2 separate regions of the Homo sapiens genome follow, and region 1 is linked to region 2. A link is a loop called in an ENCODE intact Hi-C map of the cell type or tissue named here. Cell type or tissue: prostate gland. All regions are shown on one strand. Each heading gives the region's core, and the rest is flanking DNA. Links, peaks and the distances in the headings are about the cores only. Region 1 has its middle 340 kb from the start of TSG1. Region 2 has its middle 5.6 kb from the start of EPHA7.

Evidence for each region. A loop is a pair of places that touch in the nucleus more often than their neighbours do. Peaks named below come from ENCODE experiments on the same cell type or tissue, not always from the same donor. Only the 100,000 strongest peaks of a DNase experiment are listed, where the experiment ranks them.
Region 1: a loop joins it to region 2, with 2.8 times the contacts of the local background. A loop is called at or near these places in 5 of 110 quality-filtered maps.

Annotation. Positions count from the first base shown.
Region 1 is chr6:94,041,041-94,051,155 of GRCh38, reverse strand. No RefSeq gene overlaps it. Among named protein-coding and RNA genes, the nearest start is that of TSG1, 340 kb to the right of the region's middle. In prostate gland, for the core only: no CTCF peak of the experiment used is centred there; no DNase peak of the experiment used is centred there; H3K27ac peaks cover 1,578 bases.
Region 2 is chr6:93,420,094-93,430,208 of GRCh38, reverse strand. No RefSeq gene overlaps it. Among named protein-coding and RNA genes, the nearest start is that of EPHA7, 5.6 kb to the right of the region's middle. In prostate gland, for the core only: CTCF peaks have their summits at 5,719 (motif pointing right) and 6,413 (motif pointing left); a DNase peak (open chromatin) is centred at 6,418.

The sequences.
Region 1 (10,115 bases), core at 1,161-9,160, 620 kb before region 2:
CCAATCCTTTGAGCTCTGATAAAAAGTGTTCTCTTATTTGTGGTTATTCCTTCCTGCTCCCTTCATCTCCATGTCTATAGCACTTGATTCACACTGCTGCTCTAGCACTATCTCCTTATGTTGGTAGGAGTCATTTTTTCAGTCCCTTTCTCCACTCTTGTCCAGCAGACAGATTGTGAGGACTTCAGTAATAGAGGCTGTCTCTCATTCGCACTTGTATGTCTGACCATTATACAAATACCTATGAGAGGACCTCAATAATTTTCCATTGGGTTGAATTGAAGAGATAAAATATGTGGCTCAACTGGCATGGGCATTGAAAATTAATTTAATAACTAATTAAACAACCTACGAATATATTCCTTATCCTCACATGAAAGCCAGAAGTCCTCAGGGGTTTTCCTACCCATTGAGATGCAGCTATTTGCTTCGAGGATGCTCCTTCCTTATATCATGCCCGCTGGAATTCCAGAGCATGCTGCAAGTATTCTCTATTTAACTGAAGGTCTTAGGATAACCTTATATTCTCATGTTCAACTCTGGAGAAACACTATTTTCTTTATTGATTTAGTTCAGTTGTTAGCTCATGTCACTACCCCCCACATGTTGCTTATGTTCTGAATTGCTTGGAACCCAGGCATAAAACTTCAGTTGGGTTTCATAACAAGTCTAACCATTATCAAATGTGTGCATATGTGTGTAATGGGCTACATTAATGGATGTGAGGCTAAGTTGGGGTGCTAATTTTGCAGACGCAAATTACCTTAAATCTAATGTTTGACTTTACTCATAGTTTTTCTAAAAGCCTGAATCAACTAACAGGTATATTTTAGTGATCACTTCACAACACACTGTCCTAGCTTCACACCACCTTATTGGTTCCCTGATAGATTTCTCCTCCTTCTGCTTTACTACTTCCCTTCAGCTCTTTCTGTCTTGGTTATTCAACATGATCCAGTTGTAACAGCACTTTCTGTCCACTTTTGCTGCTCAGATCCACTCAAGAAGTATGATTGTATACAGGAGGTGTTTTTTTTTTCTCAATAACTTCCCTATATTCAAATTATATTTTCTTTAGTAAAGAAGGTAAAATGTGATTGTTACAAAATTAGCCTAGACATTTTTCATTAAATGGTAGGAGTAGAAGTAGTATAAGTTCTCTTATATTTCTCAATAATATCACATATAGTTCATATTTCTGCATTCTCTGAGAATTCTTCAATTTTATGCATTTTCTTTCTTAGTGTCGATTTGGCATTTTCTACAAAGTAGAGTTTTTCATCTTTACTTTCAAAATTATTAGGTATAAATGTAAAATTATTCAGTTTTCTTTATTAACCTCAACTTTGTAATTTAGCTTGTACTCCTCCCCTTTCCATAACCCATTCATTTACAAATGTACTCCCAACTAAGTTCAAGTATCCTTTTGCCTTGATCTTAGCTTTAAACTGCTTTACAATTATCTTCACTATAGAATCAGGAAACTAGCACTATTATCTTCTTGATTTCTTGACATTATCTATCCTCGTTTTTATTCTGACTCCCAAGGTTTATTATTTGTTTTGATAATCTTTTTTTTTTTTACTTTTACAAATAACACGTTGATATTAAATTCTTTATATAAGATTAAATATTCTACATCTCATATTTCAAGCACTCATCAAGAAAACTTTTCCACTGAGAAACCATTATGCTACTTGAAAATCTGAAATTATAATTTCTTTGTTTTTTATCAGTCTTGTTTTTCTTACCATTATTAGATCAATATCATCTTTTTGTGTCTTAAACATGTGGTTCACAGCCATGCCACTTCTCATACCACATTCCATGTATTCCTAACCCTGTTTCTTCCTTCACATTTCTAAAACACCATCCAAAACAAACACTTCTTTCTCCTTCTTCTTCTTCTTCTTTTAAAAACATGTTTTCTCTTTTCCCTGGGGGCAGATACTGTCTCTCACATGGTGGGTCTAAAATGTTTTGAGAACAGATACTATAAGAGAAATAATCTTCAAGACACAAAACTGTGGGGGGCACAGAATTTATTACTAGAATGCATCTCTGGACCTGACTGTTCCTCTACTCCTTTTATCCCTGACCTGAATGGCAGTTGGGCAATGTCTGTGTTTAAGGGAACTATGAGCCTTTATGTTCAGTACAATGCTTCACTGTCTTAAAGTGCTCACAGGTGCTTTTATTAGTTACTACGGATATTCTTTGTTGATAACTAAGATACTGATGTTAACAATAAAGCAAAAATATTGAATGCAACAGTGGCCACCAATCAGAGGAATATCCAATTTAGAGGATGCAGAAGCTTACCACTGTGCCATCAAAGTAAAATCTTTTGAGGTGAGTCAAGCTGGAAGTGGGGAAACTCTCACATCTCCACAATAAGAAGCTCACATTTTTAAAATAGGAGGCTCTAAATGTGTGTATCTTGAATGACGGTAAGGTCAGAGATATTGGAGAGGTTTAATATCTTTCTGAAAGTAAGAAAGAGAAGGCTGATGACATAAATTGTATAGGGAATCATTAATTCTGCTCACTTAGAATTCTGCTTCTTCCCCCTTGCAGGAACATGATAGAATTACACTTTCTTACACTTTTGAGGTTAGTTGTGGCCAGATGGCTTGCTTTGGCCAGTGAAATTCAAGTGACTGTGTCACTTCCAGATAACATTTTCATAGCTCATGTGCAGTTTCCCATATTCTTCTTTCCCTTCTGGTATGGAGATGAGAAACATTTGGGAGATCACCGCTCCCTCAACCCTGGGCCTCTAGGGACTTCATTAAGCCCTGAGCTCTGATGCCACAGAAGGACATGCAGAGTAAGTGAGATATCACTTTAAGTGGCTGGGATTTGGTGGTTATTTGTCACTGCACCATATTGTAGCTCAGTCTTTGCACAGGACACTGAATGCAAAAATATTCCACTATTTACTTTACATAGATTGTTAAGATAAAACAACAACAACAAAAACCTTTCCTCGAACTTGATATTTTTACGTGTTGAAAACCTAAAAAAGTATAAATTAAAATCTCTATTATAACCAAATCTACTTGTGGACAATATCATAATCAATCTACATTTGGTGCAGAAAATTTCTTTATAGCAATTTTCACTTTCCTTTGAAGATTCATACGTGGCTCAATCAGAACATTCAGGTAAAGCTCATGACAAATATTCATAAAGAATGGGTTTGCACTGAAAAACAAAGAGTTTTCAGTACTTGAAAAAAATTACCCATGAAGATACTTCATCAGTAACTGTAAAATATAAATTAATTGGGGAGCTAAGTCGAAAAGCCTTCCAAATTAAAATTTTTACCTAAATATCTATTTAGCATTATGAAACTGAATTCTGGAAAATAACATGCAATAAAAGTTTAGACTTAAATTCCTTCTAGATATTAAGATATTAGTCTTTAAATTTAGAAAATTTTAAAAATCTGTCTAAAAATGAAAATCATCTGCAAGGGCAAATAGTCATCTCCTACTCACTTTTTGTAAGTTTATTTCAAATATGTATTTATTTTTTAAATAAAACATTCAACTATTAATGTACTTATTAAGCAGGTATTGAGCAACTTTAGTTCTAGAATGTTAAGTGTAATGAGATATATATTATATAACACAAGCTACAATTTTAAGATGCTTACTATGGAAAAAATATAAGTGTCTAAAGAATTAAGGCATTGATATACATAACGGTGAAGGGGTATTCAGGGGAAAAAATTTTAAAAAATCACTAGCACATATTGTCAGTAGGTATCTAAACATGCTTAGGAAAAATATAGATCCTCTCATAGCCTAGCTCTAACATATTTCAGGAAATCCTTTTAAAATTGATAGAATAATGAAATAGAACATTAAAGTTAGTAAACAAGAAAAACACAAACATTCAGGTATTCATTCACATTTCTTTGAATATAATTTCTAAATGCATAGTGATATTCCTTTTCAATAAGTGGAATTATTTTTCATTGACTCTTCTAGGTAAATAGCCTGTAACAACTGTTTCTCTTTTTATAGATTCCTTAGACTACTCTGAGTAAATTCTGTGGGGTTAGTGGCTAAAGTTGTGCATTCATAGGTGCCTGACTCTTTTAGCTAGAGTAACTTTGCAGAATTACAGCACTTACTGCCACAATATACACAGTTAAATAATTTATACAATGTGGAAGAAAGCAAGTCTAAAACCGATTATCAGCTGGTAGGCAAATTCACTTGAATGTTGGGATCACTGTTGAATATTCAATTATATAGATAAAAAGAACATTAATAGAATTCTAAACATATATAACAACTTGCAGTTAGTTATTATTGTATATTCTAAAGGACCTTCCAGACTGCCTAAAGATGCACATTTAAATCAAATCAATCAAAATTAAAAGAGAAACATTTTACAAGATTTATGCATTAAATATCAAGTCATTGTATGTATTTTACTTTCTTTCCTTTTGTCCTAGTAGTTGTTTTTGGTAACAATTTGCAAGATACTCTAACTTATTAAAATTAAGATATATCTTATTTCTTCTGTATCAATTTCTTCCACATATAAATTCAAGAAAACTATTCTCACAGGTGGAATATAAGATTACAAAATATCTGACTGCTATGGAAAGGTTGTTTTCAGTAAAATAGAAAGGAAATGTTATTCCTTGAATTTTCTCAAGTCTGTATCTCTAAAGAGCTCAAACATAATGTGACAATGGAGAAAAATGCTCTTTGGCTTTACGGCTATGCTGAAGCTAGCCTGATGTTCTGTAAACAGAGGTGTGTTATTGATAAGTTATTGAAATATGTGTGCCAAACAGCCCAGAAAAACCACTATGCTTTCTGAAGAGAAGGTGGAAGGAAAGCTTGCTCTCAACCTAAACTTTCATTTGCTGGAGTTTGGACAGTTTCTTAACAAACAACAAATCATCACTTTCTATCCTTAGGAACTTTGTTATAAAGAAGTTTATTCAGTCTTATTTCAATAGTTTTTATTCTTGGTAATATGAAGGATGAATTAAGTTGATCACAAAAGACTTTCACTACTCTGAATTACCTGTTTCACCTTGGAAAGCCACACAAAATGAACCTCTTAAGCCTTTTGAAAATGACCTTTTTCCTCAGAAATGATTTATCTTTCCCCTCGAAAATCCGTTTTACAAAAGGGAGTATGATTAAAGGAAGCCAAGCAGCACAAACACTTGCTGAAGATCCTGCTTATCTGGAACTCACTTGACAATGTGTGTTTTTGGGGTTGGGAATGCTGCAGGTTCAAGGGATAATTCTGCCTTTCAGGCACTTCAATTTATTTCATGCCTGAGCACTGTCATTGTACGCAGACAAGATGAAACGCATCGTTGTGTAAAGAAATTGAAATGGAATCCTACTTGACCCAGCAGGATGGGGCATTATGTTTGACTCAGTAGTGATTCCTGGGATAATATCTAATTCCAGGAGGAAAATTTCTTGATATGGCCACCTGCTGTGAACGGCTTTGTCCAGGGATCACAAGTTGTTCTGGGTGACTAGGCTCAGGACATGCCTAGAAGAATGCAGCTCGTCTCCTGCTGGCATTTAGATCTCTTCATTTTCTCGATGCTTTCTATTCAACAGGAACAACTGAATGGAACAGGGGGGTTGGGAGAATATGAAGCACTCCATACTCTAGCAGCAATGAGAGTCAAGGCCCGCTTGACCCGAGATTCTTATTTATTTAATTTTTTAGAGAGCCATCATTATTTCTTCACAGGGCACTTTTTAATTTTTACACTTCTCGGGCCAGCCCCCTTGCATGTCTTTCTCTGTTCAGTGTGTGTGAAGTATTTACTTTGAAAAGGCTGCACACCAATAGATTAAATAAAATAGGAACATTCTGTCTCACAAGAGAGAATCGTGCAGACAGCTTTATTACTTCTATCAGAGAACAAAGATATTTCCCAGCATGCAGAGGATTATTAGGCCAGAAGCAAATAAATGGGATGTGTGATGTCAAAGCTTCAAATGCGATCAAGAAAAATTGTCTAATTGATTTTGCTGCAATTATCGTTTTTGGAAAGCAATTCCTCATTTTTTTAACTTTTTCTTATCTTTTAGAATTTTTAAAGATTTATCTCGATATATGCATAGAGGGAATATGTAATCCATTATCCTAATATCTCCCTCACAAAACCTAGAGAATATAGTTTTAAACTAGCCTCACTCAGAATAAAACATTCTTAGGTTAACATGATAATTATCAACACATCCCTCCCTCCTCCATTCCCCTACCCTCAGTCTTTTTTTTTTTTTTTTTAAGAATGCTGACACCATGACACATTCATTATCTAAACTTCAACATTCCTTACCTTGGTCAGCTAAAAGTGAATTAAATGAATAATGGAAAACTTTCTTCTTAAATCTTGTTAGGCTTTCATCTTTCCTCTTATTTTCTTAATTTCTCTCTGGATATTGAAGTTAGGAGAAGTTGCTCAGGAAAATTTATTTCCTTTTTCTGTTTTATTTTTGTGTGATAGCTCTGAGAACAAAAATAAACAATTACTTTTTTTTTTGTCTCCCATGTAAAAGAAACAAGCTCTCAAGCCTCAATTCTCACTCTAATAAAAATGAATGCTTCTAAAAAATGCACGTATGATATTAAATATGTGCATATGTACATTCCCAGTATATAAAAATACTTAAAACACATTCACACATGGCCAGCTACATATGGCATAATGCATGAACATATATATGTGTAAATACACACACACATATACATACAAGACACACACATATACACACATTATATAATAAAATATAACTATCTCTATATATTGTAATCTCTTTGTGTACAAGTATATTTACACATTAATGCAAATGATTACATTGTTCTGAATTTTGTTTAATTGTGAATAACTTACAAAGATATGAAATCTATTTAGAAATATATTTTACATTTTAAGCCAGTAAAATTCCAAAGGTATTTGGCAAGTATGTGGGAGTAGTTTTTCTATTGTCTTATTAGATATTCCTGAATTTGAGTCATTTGAATTACACAAGAATATATTTCTATAAATTCAGTTAGAAAATCTGAAGTAATTGAAAACTGTTAGCTTTCATTCTTTAATAACTATTTCAAGCTAAGAAATGTCTGCTATGGATGAAATATAGCAATTAGCCAAAGATTTTATAAATAAACAAAAAACCAACAGAAGTATACTATTTTTAAAGGCAAAGTGGCAAATGTATAAATTATTTCTTTTATTAGAAAAATTACATATGCACAGCTTTGGAATAATAAATATTTCATTAAAAGTATTATGTAAAATTTTCAAATGGTTTCTTGCTTTTTCCCTTCCCTTCTTTTCCTTGCTAATCAATTCATTCTAAAAGTCATTATGCAGGATTGTGCAAAGTAAGGCTCAGCACAGGAAATGTTCAACTACTGTGGTGGCCAAGTGCAAGGTATTCAACACAAGCAAGCATGTTGACCAAGGTATCTGCCAAGAAGGGTGATCTGGCTCAGAGTATTAGAACCCAAGTGGTATAAGGAAGGTTTGTCCGCTGAGGCAGCTGAGTATACTGTGTTGGAGCTCAGACAATGTAAGAAAGGGATTTATGTGGGGCTTGGCCAACTATAAAGTATAAGTACCCAAGTAGGGTAAAAGGGCATCCCCAGGGGGAAGATGTAGTGTAGCATGGAGTATCAGGACACAAGAGAGAAGAGGACTCCTGAGTGAGAGAAATCAGATATGGGGTTTTAGAGTCAGTGCAGGTAAAAAGAGTGCTTGTAGGAAGAGTAGTTTAGCTCAAGATCTTGGAGTCTGAGTGGATAAGGAAAATATCCATGTGGTTTATGTGGGGGATGTGGTCTGGCAGGGATGTGTAAGTTCAAGCAATGTAAAGGGATTGTTGGCATAGAAAAGTAAAAGCAATGGCAATGGAAAATTGGTTATATAAAGGAATATTTGTTTAAATAAGTAAATATATTGACAATAAGTATAGTTACGGTGAAAAGGCTTCTATTTAACGGCTCTGGTACAATCTGAGCATTAAAATAAATAATGATAGTAACAAATGATAAGCCATTGAATAAAATAGAAATTCATAAATTAATGGAGAAATTGAAATTTTGATTAGGAACAGGATATATTCGTAGTACCAAAGAACTCATTCACAAAATTATTAATTTAAAAAGAAACAAAAATATGTAGAAGTCTAAGAAACACTATATTGATCAAGAGATCACAATTAACACCACCACAAAGTGTGGAGTTAAGATCTCTGAAAATCTATTTCTCCATAAAAACACTGAGAACATAGGAGGTATTGTTAAAATCAACTTTTTCAGAACCGTGGAAATTAACTAAAGACTTCTAACAACTCAATAAGTGGTTATTCAAGAAAAATTGCTGAATCTCAGGAAAAACATTGAGCATTGTGGCAGATTACTTTATTCTATTTTCATCCTGTCTTCATAGGTCACTAGGAGTATAGAAAATAAGCAGCCTCATATCCATGGTCACAGTGAAAACTAGGAGGATAGCAGCCAATGGAGAGGGAAGAATGGGTTTGGAAATCCCCACAAAGCTCCATCTTCAGAGAACTGTCATTATTTGACCTGCCTGGAAGCTCCCTGGAAAAGCCCCATTCAAAGGGTTGTCTTTATCTGACCTGATTCAGAGCTCACTCAGTGTGAAGGCTCTATCCCCTGGTGTTTCTCTAAAAAATAAGTGGCAATTATTTAACACATAGTTACCTGAGTTGGCAAAATCAGCTGGAGACACCAAGAGTCTGTCCAGTGAATTTAAAAAGGAAAGGAGAAGTCCATAAAGGGCTTTGAAAAGATCTGAAAGGTCTAAAGGAATCTAGAAGGCTATGCATATGTTCAGGACAGTGCTCATGACTAGGAAAGGCCTGAGTACATCTTAATCGCTCATGTTTGGCTGACATTAAGACTCTGCAAAGTCAGGAAGTGAAGACCAAGATTGAATTGTAAATTTCCAGAGCATTGCAAAATTACTTCAACAGAGATAGTCGCTCAGCAAAAAATGGAAGTTGTTTATTCTAGGCATTTTTATAAGTCTCTGTTTAATCATTCACTGGACAGTGCAGAAACTTTCAGTGGCTACGTAAGAAAAAAAAAACACACACAGACTCCACAGAATTAGTTTGGAAAGTCTATGAATAATCAGCAACAGCAACAACAATAACAAACAACAACAATAAACCATGGAAAAGGGTAAGGATCTGAATCCCAGAGTTATGACATTATATAATTTTAAGTGTCTAGTATTCAACAAAATATGATAAGATACACAAATACACAGGAAAGTGTGGTCTATACATGCTTTACATATATTAAAATCTGTCCCTGTGAATAATATCCAGAATCTACACAAAAACTCAAACAAATCTGTAAGAAAAAAAACAACCCCATCAAAAACTAGGTAAATTACATAAATAAACACTTCTCAAAAGAAGAGAGACAAACATATGAAAAAAATACTCAGCACTAATCACTGGGGAAAAGCAAATTAAAACCACAATGAGATACCATTTGACCCCAGCCAGAATAGCTATTACTAAAAAGCCAAAAAAAAAAAAAAAATAAGTGTTGTCATGAATATGATGAAAAGGGAATACTTATACACTGTTGGTGGGAATATAAATTAGCACAGCCTCTATAGAAACTAGTATGGAGATTTCTCAAATAACCAAAAATAGATCTACAATTCAATCCATAAGCCCACTGCTGGGTATCCACCCAAAGGAAAATAAGTTGTTATATTAAAAAAGGACATCTGAATGCATATATTTATCACAGCATAATTCACAATTGCAAAGATATGGAACCAACCTAAATGCCCATCAAAAGATGTGTGGATAAAGAAAATGTGGTCTATAGGAAATCCATGGAATATTTCTCAGACATAGATGGAACCAAAGAATGTCTTGTACAGCAATGTCGATGGAGCTGGGGGCCATTCTAAGTGAAGTAACTCAGGAATGGAAAACCAAACACCCTATGTTCTCACTTATAAGCTAAGCTATGAGTAAGCAAAGGCATACAGAGTAGTATAATGGACACTGGAGACTCAGAAGTGGGGAGGCTGAGAGGGAGGTGAGGAATAAAAA
Region 2 (10,115 bases), core at 850-8,849:
ATACCTTTTTCACTTGGATTAGGCAAAGATTTCTTGAGCAGTACACCATAATTACTAATCACAGAAGAAAACAGTAAAAAACTGGATTACAGTAAAATTAATATTTATCAAAAGATACCATTAACATAGTGAAAAGACAAACCACAAAGTGTGGCAAGATACGTATATCTGACAAATGGTGCATATCTAGATATAAAGAACTCTTAACAGTTTATGAGAAAAAAACAGATGACTCAAATAAAAAGGCAAAAATTTTGAACAGATTCTTCCCAAATGATGATATCCAAATGGCCAATGAACATATACCTATACATACATATGCAACTCTGTGAACAAGTATTTCAACTCCTAAGAATACATCCAATAAAATGCACATATATGGTGTATTGCTTTGGGCTTCTATAGGAAAAACACCATAGATTCATTGAGGCAAACAACAGAGATTAATTTCTCACAGTTCTAGGGGGTAGGAAGTCTGAAATCAAGGTACTGTCATGGTTGGATTATGGTGAGGGCTCATTTCCTGGTTTGCAGATGGCCATCTTCTAGCTGTATCCTCGCATGGCAGCGATCATCTCTCCTGTCTCTTCTCATAAGAGCACTAAATCCATCCATCAGGGTTCCATGCTCATGACCTAATTACCTGCAAAGATCCCACTTGCAAATACTAATATGTTGGGACTTAGGCTTCAACCCTGAATTATTGGAAGGCACAAACATTCAGTCTTAGCATATGGTCATCAAATTAGAATTCTAGAACATATCATTTATAATTTTCAAGAGCAAGGAATTACTAAATGTATATGAACAGTAGGATAAATAAATCAATTTGGTTTATTCTTGCAATGGAATTCTGTACAACCATGAAAATAGAGAAACCACAACTACATGCACTATGCTCAATAACATGGACAAATCTCTCAATTGGTTAAGCGACTACACCAGACACAAATTACATAATAACAGATTCAGGTCACATAAACTACACAAAATGGAAAAACATTTTATTGGAAGTAGAGACTGAGACTTGACAAGAAGGGGGATTTCTGGAAGTTCTTAATGCTCTGTTTCAAAATTCCACTACTGGTTACGCAAGTGTACTCACTTTATAAAAATCAATCAAGCTGTATACTTAATAATAAGTACGTTTTCCTTGTATGCATTACTCTTCAATAAAATTTTTTTTTAATTCTAAATGATAATGGTGCCTCTTATCATTGAGAAATATTAATGGACTTTGTTGTTCAAAGTCTTGAAATCATCTAAGACTTGGAAGTTGAAAGTTAAGCCACAGCTACCACCTTTCTTTTGGCTTTATATTCTGGCAGGAAAGACCATGAAAATGTCTTGTGTTTTTGGCAGCAGTCTTCCACTGACTTTTCTTCAGCTTCTTGCTTGGTGAGAACAGTGGCAGCAATGATAGCTGAGGGAGTAAGGGTTCTTGTTTTCAGCTTCCTGATTCCAGAATCGCTGCTCCAGAGATGCATTCCGAAACCCGCTCCACAGGTGGTTTTAAGTGCAGAAGTGTCAGTGTTGAAGAGTTCTGCACGGATCTGGTGATCATTCTTGGAGGACCAGTCTAAAGCCTGTTTCTTCAGACTCATGGGTGACAGCCCCTAAGATGACCCCAATGATCCTGAATCCCAGTACTCAAGTCCTTGTGTATCATTCTCCTCTTGAGTGTGGACGGGACCTAGTGACTGCCTTGCAATGGGCAGAAAAGTATAGGTATCACTTCTGAGATTAACTTACAAAAAGATGGTGACGTTTATCTTTCTTGTGCCTTGCTGACTCTTTTTTCCTTGTGGTCCTGGCTCTGGATGTAAACAAAGTGTATGTTGTGAGTAACCCTATGAAGAGGTCTGTGTGGCAAGGAACTGACATTCGGTTTGCAGACAATGAAAAATGAGGTTGCCACTGTCATGCTGAGTGATCTTGGAAGTGGGTCTTCTGACACCTAACAACAGTCACTTGTGTTTTAGGAAACAAATCCTCCCCTTCAGCTTTGAGATTATCACGGTGCAGACTGACATCTCAATTGTGACTTTGTGGAAGACCCTGAGACAGAGGACTCAGCTAAGTTGATTGGATTCCTGACACACAAAAACTATGAGATAATAAATATTGGTTTTTTTAAGCCTCTGAGTTTTGGGCTAATTTGTTATGCAGTTATGTATAACTAGTACAATAATGTTCAAAAATTTTGTGAGCAGCTAATTTTCCAAATTAAATTTATTCAGCTTAAAATGCCTAGGGTAGTGTCTGTTTCATCAATAAAGTGTAACTTTTATACTCCCCACTGTGCCCTTTACATATTATCTTGCTCCCTGAAATTTCCTTTCCCCTATTCCCCTTGGCGGACCACCTATTATTGGCAACTCAAGGTCAATCTACAATGCCAGTCCCTAACAGGATGCTCTCCAGTCTGATTTATTGCTCTGAATATATCTATCAGATATCTACCTATCTCAATTAAAAGGCAGTATCCGTTAATTGTGTATTTCTGCCATATACTAAAATAAGTATTTCTTGAGGACCACAATGGAGAACATTTCCTAGTCATTTTTGCATGCCAGTACCTAGCCAAAACCTGGAGAGCAGAATGTATTTCTAAAGTGTGATGAGTGAAGGGAAATAAAGAATAAAAGAGGGAAGAAGCAAAGAATGGAAAAAGAAAAGAACAATTAACTATAAAACCAGTCATTTTTCAAATACAATATGGTAACTACAACATGATGCCCCAAAATCTGAATGAATTCTTCAGTGTCTCATTATGCAGCAGAAAACATATTTCAGGCTAAATGTTGCAGAATGGGATAAAATGAAACGGGTCAGGGCCGCAATAAGATGTACCTAGGTTTGCTAAGGGAAATGCTTGGATCTGTAGGTGATGGAAGTAGCCTAGAAAGGCAGGTTGTATATTGTCCAATAAATATTTTGACAGGAAGACTGGTACTATCTGCAAATGGTTGACATCAGACAGATTCAGAAAAACATAGTAGTAGTTGTCTAAAAGGTGGCAGGAAAAGTCAGGCATTGACGAGCAGTTCACATCCAGGCAGATGGCAGTTGTCCACATCAAGACAATGTATCAGTAACTAACAAGGCCTAAGGCATAAGGCCAGGTTCTGGACAAGGATCCCATTAGAGGGATGGGGAAGCAAAAAGTTAACCTATGGAATACACACTGTAGTTCTTAAGAGATTTGAATACCAATTTTAGAAAAACAGACATAGACTTTAATTCAAAAATGAAACAATGGTCCTCTGAATATTTAATTCGTGATCTTTGAATGTTGTCTTCCTAAGGCTAGGCTTAGTTTGCATAGAGACTAAGATGGCTTCTACTGGGTGTAGAGAAATATGTAAAATCTATGCATCACATAGACCTTGGAAATGATAGATATGTGTATTTGAATAGGTAAATATTTCTGGATCTATGTTTATGATGAATCAGACACCATTAGAGAAATACATTTTAACTATTTACTTTAGCATTGAGATAAATGCCTTATAATGGTAAGCCTTGAAAATTTTACATTTTGAATTACAAGTATTACTAGAGAATACATTTCGGATTAATCTATAAAGCATAAAACTGCAAAATTACACATTTCGTACAATGGTACACAGAATACACTATCTTAGTCAAGTTTTAACTATAACTTTAAAGATATATTTATAATATAGCTCTAGCAGTACAATTTATATAAAATTCATACTTTCATTCTCTGATCAAAAAATTTATCTATTTAAGTCTTAACCTTGATTAAAAATTAAAATGGCTAAGTGTAGGGCATTTGTTTTTAAATATTCATCATATTTTAAGATATTTGACTAGGTAGAACTCTAACATGGACTCTAATGTGTTACTACTTTCCTTTCCTTTTCATTCAGTATCATTCCGCTCCCTGTTTTATAGCCTTCTGACCAAGTATAACTGATTGGGCCAGAGCTGCCAATTCTCTAAAATGGACACAACTACCATTTATCTAAAACGTGATAATCCACTGGACTTTCTCAAAAGTACCTAAGAATATGCATGTAATTATTGTACTGCATTTCTTTATTAAAACTTAGAAAGTAATTGTTCCCTCAAAAGTTTAAATCAAAGGTATATGCAAATATATTATAATTTGTTAAAATAAAGACAAAGATATGATAGTATAGAAAAATTAATTTCAAGTTGAGATCTTAAAGAACTCTCATAAGAGATCTTGTACTTCTTATTGAAATGCAGGATAATTTCTCTTTTCTCTGTACTTGTGAGGTAGATAAAGTAGGTTTTGTCTTTTATGGTTATCATCTATCTTTAAATGAAGGAAATTTCTGCCAGAATTTTCATGTTTTTAAGTTTCACAGACTTTGCAACCAAAGCCTGCTTGTTAAAAGCTTGCTGAAAGAGTGACTATCAGATATTAAAATACTTAATTAAACTGAGATTGACCTCAGTCATTTCATCAATCTAAAATCAAATAGAGAATGTGGCAGGTTAATTCTGTAGCTTATCTACAGCAATGAGCCTATGAAACCAAACAATGATAATAATAAGCTCATAGAATCTGAGATGATGTAAAATTTTTATGAAATTTTCTGTCTGATATGAGTGCAGGGAGGGGAAAAGAAAACAACTTTAGACAAGTCAGATGATAAAAATCCTTACTGTGCATTGAATTTTCTTGCAGTTTATGGTCAATAGTGCAATTATAAAGATATCATCACTGTTGAAATCAACACAGAAAAACTGAATGGTTACCTATTTCTCTAAGTATATGATATTCTCCCTGTTTTCAAAAAGAAACATGAGTCACAAAGGCATCATGATGGGTGTTAGGTCTTTTGTGTATTGGGTTATGATTTATTCATCTGCGTATGTCCCTAGTGCCTTTTTGTATTTAATAAATACATGAAAAGCCTACTTTTGATAGAGGTTTTGGTCACCATTCTCTCTCTGGAATCTTATGACAGATTGTGAATCTTTAATCAGTTTGATCCACATTATCAAGAAGAAATACAGTCACTTATCTTTTTTAAGTTTGCTTGTCGAAATGGTCAAATCTAGCATCTCTCTTTTGAGGGCTTCTGCTCTCCTTAATTCCTCCTGAGAATCTCTAGGCATACACTCAGTCGAAAGGGATCATATTTTGTCCAGATGATTATAATGTTCAGTGCACTACTGACTTTAGTTACATCACTGTCATATCATATATCTTTTAAAAATTGGCTGTACTTAGTATTACTACAATGATACCTTGTTATATAGATCCCTCCATGCTATAATGTCACTTCACCTTTGAGCTAAAATGGTACAGCTCTTTTAGTTCATACTTGCATAATCAGCATAAATACCATAGCTAGGTTGCTGGGTTCCAAGGCCTTTGAATATCAGCAAATGTCTTCACCCAGTAAATTTTAAGCTCAATTGTATTTCCCTTACAGTAAGCACTTCTTTGTGATACTTGGGCTCATTTCTTTCTCAGTCAGAACCATTCTTATCTTTCAGAGCTTCTAATACTGTTAAAACTCAAATGGGATAGGTTTGGGATCCTCTCCTCCCAGGAAAGTCCTTGTCTCTTATATAAATTTGTCTTTTCTTCAAAGAGAACAACTGCATGCCAAGTCTAGAGGTATTATAAGACATCACCTCTGGTATGTATAGAATTTTACCCTTCCTCCATGGAGAGAATGTCCACAGCTTTACAATTTCACAACTAGGGGGCACTACTCCCGCATTTCTTTCTCTAAAACAGAAATTCCAAATTATTACCATACATAGAAACTCATTATTTTTTAGACCTCTTCTTAGACCTTTTTGAGATTAGTCAGGCAAGTTTTGACAGAATTTCATTTTTAGTATTAACCACGGCAGAAGATTAGGATGAGGTGTGGTGTCTAAAATACTCCTCAGCCTAGAAAGTTCTCTGGGAACTTCAGAGGATCCTTAAAAACTCTGGACTGTTAAGTCCCAGAGCATGCTCCATCCCAGCCTGGCCCTGTTCTTTGGGTAAAAGACTAAGATAAGTGGGAACAGACTAAGGAAGAGAGTATCTGAGGTCACTCTGGAAACTCAAAATTCTTCGGGTTAGTTAAAAAAACAAAAACAAAAACTGGAGCAAGCTTTTCCATAGTATAATTCACCTTCTAATGTGCCTTTGAGCCTATTCATTTAACTTGGCCTCTATGGACTAAAATAGGTCATAGGACATCTCACAAATTTTTATGAAGGCATTTTGTAGCCTGGCATAGGTACCGAGAGAAAAAGAAACTTAAAAGTAATCAATGAGACAAATATTATATATTCATAATATATATGTATATATACATGCACAAATACACACACATACAATTTCACAACTAACTCATCTTTACCTTGTACAGGGTGGACTTGATTGTCCAGGACACCCAGAGGTCCTGTTGCCCCCTGGTGGTCGCTGAATTATCACAGATCTTGATACCTAAAAATCCTCTGGGTGAAGAGCTTAAAAATTACAACATGAGAAACCATGGAAGCATGTAGAAGTAATTTGAATAATTTAAGCCAGTTCATCCTATCAATCCTGGTGATTTATGGCAAAATGAACTGGAAGTAATGGAAGAAAAGAGCCTCCCCATGCAAAATCAAGTTTGAAAAAAAAAAAATCCACTAAGAGCACCGAACATGTGCTACTTGATTTCAGGTATAAAGTGCTACATTTTCCTAGCTACATTTTGTTATTTTAATATTACTTAAAAAAAGAGTAATTTGACTGAACACTTTTTAATATTTTAGGTGATTAGAAAATTTCAGTGGTACCTCAGCAATAATATTCAAGTGGACTCATAATTTAGATATAAATTATATTTTTATTTGTTAAACTGTCTGAAATTAACTTGGAAATTGTACTTAAAGAATTATAATTGTAATCTTCTGAACTTTATTTATCTGACTTCACAAAAGTGTGTGAAATTTTACAAAGGCACAAAATAAATTCTTGACTTATGGTTTGATTTCTGACCTCTGACTTCCTATACTTTCAGCTAAATCTGAGCTTAGAAAAATTCATGAATTAATATGTTTTTAATGAGTTTAGGTTATGCACATTTTTTACATTAGACTGCAAATAAATATTTTATATACACTACATAAATCATGTTAATGTAAATATGTAAATGATTTTCCTACACAGTGGAAAGATTGTTTATATTTTGACTGAAATCACAGAATCCAATTTTCTGTAATATCTGTTAACTAAGACATAATGCTTCTTTTCTGCTTATAATCAATTTCTTCTGCACAGTACCTTTTCTAATTCAGTTTAAATTACCCTTTTTCTGTGATGAACTTGCATTTTCACATTTGCCAGCTGTGAATGCATTTTGATGATAAGTACAAAAGTAGTGGGTTCAGAAACAGCCCTTTGATTTCATTGTTGTTAACTATTTAGTTTGACAGTCTTGGATTTGTAACATACTGAAATCTCCAATTGTCCCTTTGCCCTCGAATGGCCTGAATACTAGACACACACAGTATAACCTTTTCTTTCATTTGAAAATTCATAGAACTTATTCCCTGAAGTCATTATAATTTACTCCTATTTCTCTCTTAAAATCAGAGAATATTTCCCAGAGTTAAACAGTGAGGTAAATATTAGTATTGTAACAAGTTAAAACAAAATAGCAGGTGTACCCTCATTTAGAATGTGTCTTGAATTTGGACATTTCCCTACATGTACAGTCATGTGATTATTGGTAATTATACAAATAAATAATACAAAATGCATTAAAATTGGGTATATCTCCTTAGTATCTGAAGAGAGGCGTTTTTCATCTTTCCACTATACATTTATTATAGATGTTGCAACAGAGGGGATATAAAATTGAAATATTAAGGTCTTAGTCTCTGTTTCCATTTACTTAAAATTCACTAAATATATGTGGACGACGCTATCAACTTAGTTGTACAATGAATGCATAAAAATGTAAAACTAGTTTTCAGAATTATTGCTTTGGCGCACAGGTGTTGGTCTCATACACTATTTGGTATTGCTCAGGAAGACAAGTTCCTTTTGAATTCACTTTATATACAAACACATCGCATTATTAAAAATAATTGATTAGAAATAATATGCTTAAATCATAAAATGAAGCTAAAATAAATTGTAATGGTGTGAGGAAGTTCACCATTATGTTATTTTAAAATGAGAAAGTTTTGTATACTGATAATTTTTATGTCAGTGGCTTCATGTACAAATAGGTCTATATGCTTTATCATTAGTCAAATACAGTCGAGTGTAAATTTATATATTAATCATATACTGTATGCTGAACACTGTCTTCTTGACTGTCATTTATTTTTATTTAAATGCTCCGAATTCTTTGTCAATATATCTAGATACTACAAAAGAAAGAAGAGAAGTTTGAAAAACCTAAAAATCAGTATCACTGTGCAGCTATGCAGGGAGAACTGTCAGCAGCCTGGCACATGTGCATTTAATGTGAAGCTTCTTGTCTCTAAAAATAAGAGTAAAGTTACACATGCCCCTGTGTCTGACAGAGAGAAGGGACACAAAAAGAGGACTCACTATACCACCTACACTCATCAGAGGAGTGAAGGATGTTACTTCTTTGGTTTCCTGGTTTTAATGGAAAAGTATTTGTATTCACATCATTGAGTATTAGTCATTCAATAGATGAAAGGAATATTTTAAACTTTAAAGGCCACCTTGGTGTCATTTTAAGAAGTGGGGATGAGACCCTGGGGAAAGTGTTGAAATCCTGGAGAATTCGTTTTAACTATTAGAAGTGGTTTAATATTTGTAAGTTTGTAGTTCTGTGAGTTCTAAAGACTAAGTGCAGGGATTTATGTTTTTAACTCTTATGTTTTAGTTTACAAGTTTCATCCTTAAATCATCTATTTGTGTAAATAAAGCTTCATCTCCTCTATAACAAGTGTGTTCTCCCCATATTTTTTTTTGTCTCTTTCTAAGGTTAATCTATTACGCATTTACATTTTCTATGCATCCTTTAAGGGACACTGAAGATGCTTTTTGATACACTTTCTAAAATATTAAATAGGCATAATGGCTAGGAATATGTAACATTGAAGAAATGTTTCAGAAACTACAGAATCAAAGAGGTTTAAAGAATAAATTTCATATCTCTCTTCCATGTTATTTTATTAGGCAAATAAAAACTACAGGAGACAATTTAACATAAAATACAAATAAATATCTGGGGGTTGTCATCTTAGAGAACTCCCTACTATAAAAAGCAGAAACAACTCAATTTACTTTATATTTCCAGATAGAAAGGTTGGAAAAAGTTTGGAGCCTTATGTGAGATCAAACTTTGGATCTATCGGAAATAAAAGGAAATCATAAATGACTGAGAAATATTTTTAAAGGAAGAAATTATAGGACAAAAAAAGAAATTCATCTTAAACATGTGATCAAGTTACTCTGTGTGACCTTTGAAATTGAAGATTTGGCAATTAAAATTTTAAAGTTCTTCCTCTTATTACCTACCTCTTGAATACAAAGTGTCCGAAACTGCCTAATGGAAAACAGATTTCTCTACGCAGCCTTCCTTGCCGTTCGGGTTGAATGAATTCAACTGGAGATATTGGTTATGACTTTTTTTATTCTTAGTTTCTCTTTGAAAGATAAGCATTGAATAATTCCTGAAAATGGTAAATACTTGCGAAGAGAAAGGTCTTGCTTTATGAATTTAATACGTAGTGGCATTCTTTAAAATTCAGTGTAATTTATGCAGCGAAATGGAAAACTATCAAAGTGGAGGCAATCCAAGGAAAACCTTAGAAAATGATAAACGCGTAAAAAAACGATACGCAACCATCAGAAGGTTCTCTCCTAATGTCTCACTTCGCTCAACAAACTATGGTGAAAAGACAGGGCGGAGGAGAAGGGGCGCTTAAAACAAAAGACTTCCTTTCCCACTCCCTTTTCCTCTGTTTCTTTTGCCAGAGCTTGTTGCAAACTCTTGGAAACATTGTTTAAACATAATACACTTGGTTACTTTATTCTTTCAGGGATTGTGGTGGGTGGTACCTAAAACTGACGGCTCTTGGAGTAACAGAAAAAGAGAAGTAGAAACTTTTCAAAAAGGCAAAAAACAAAG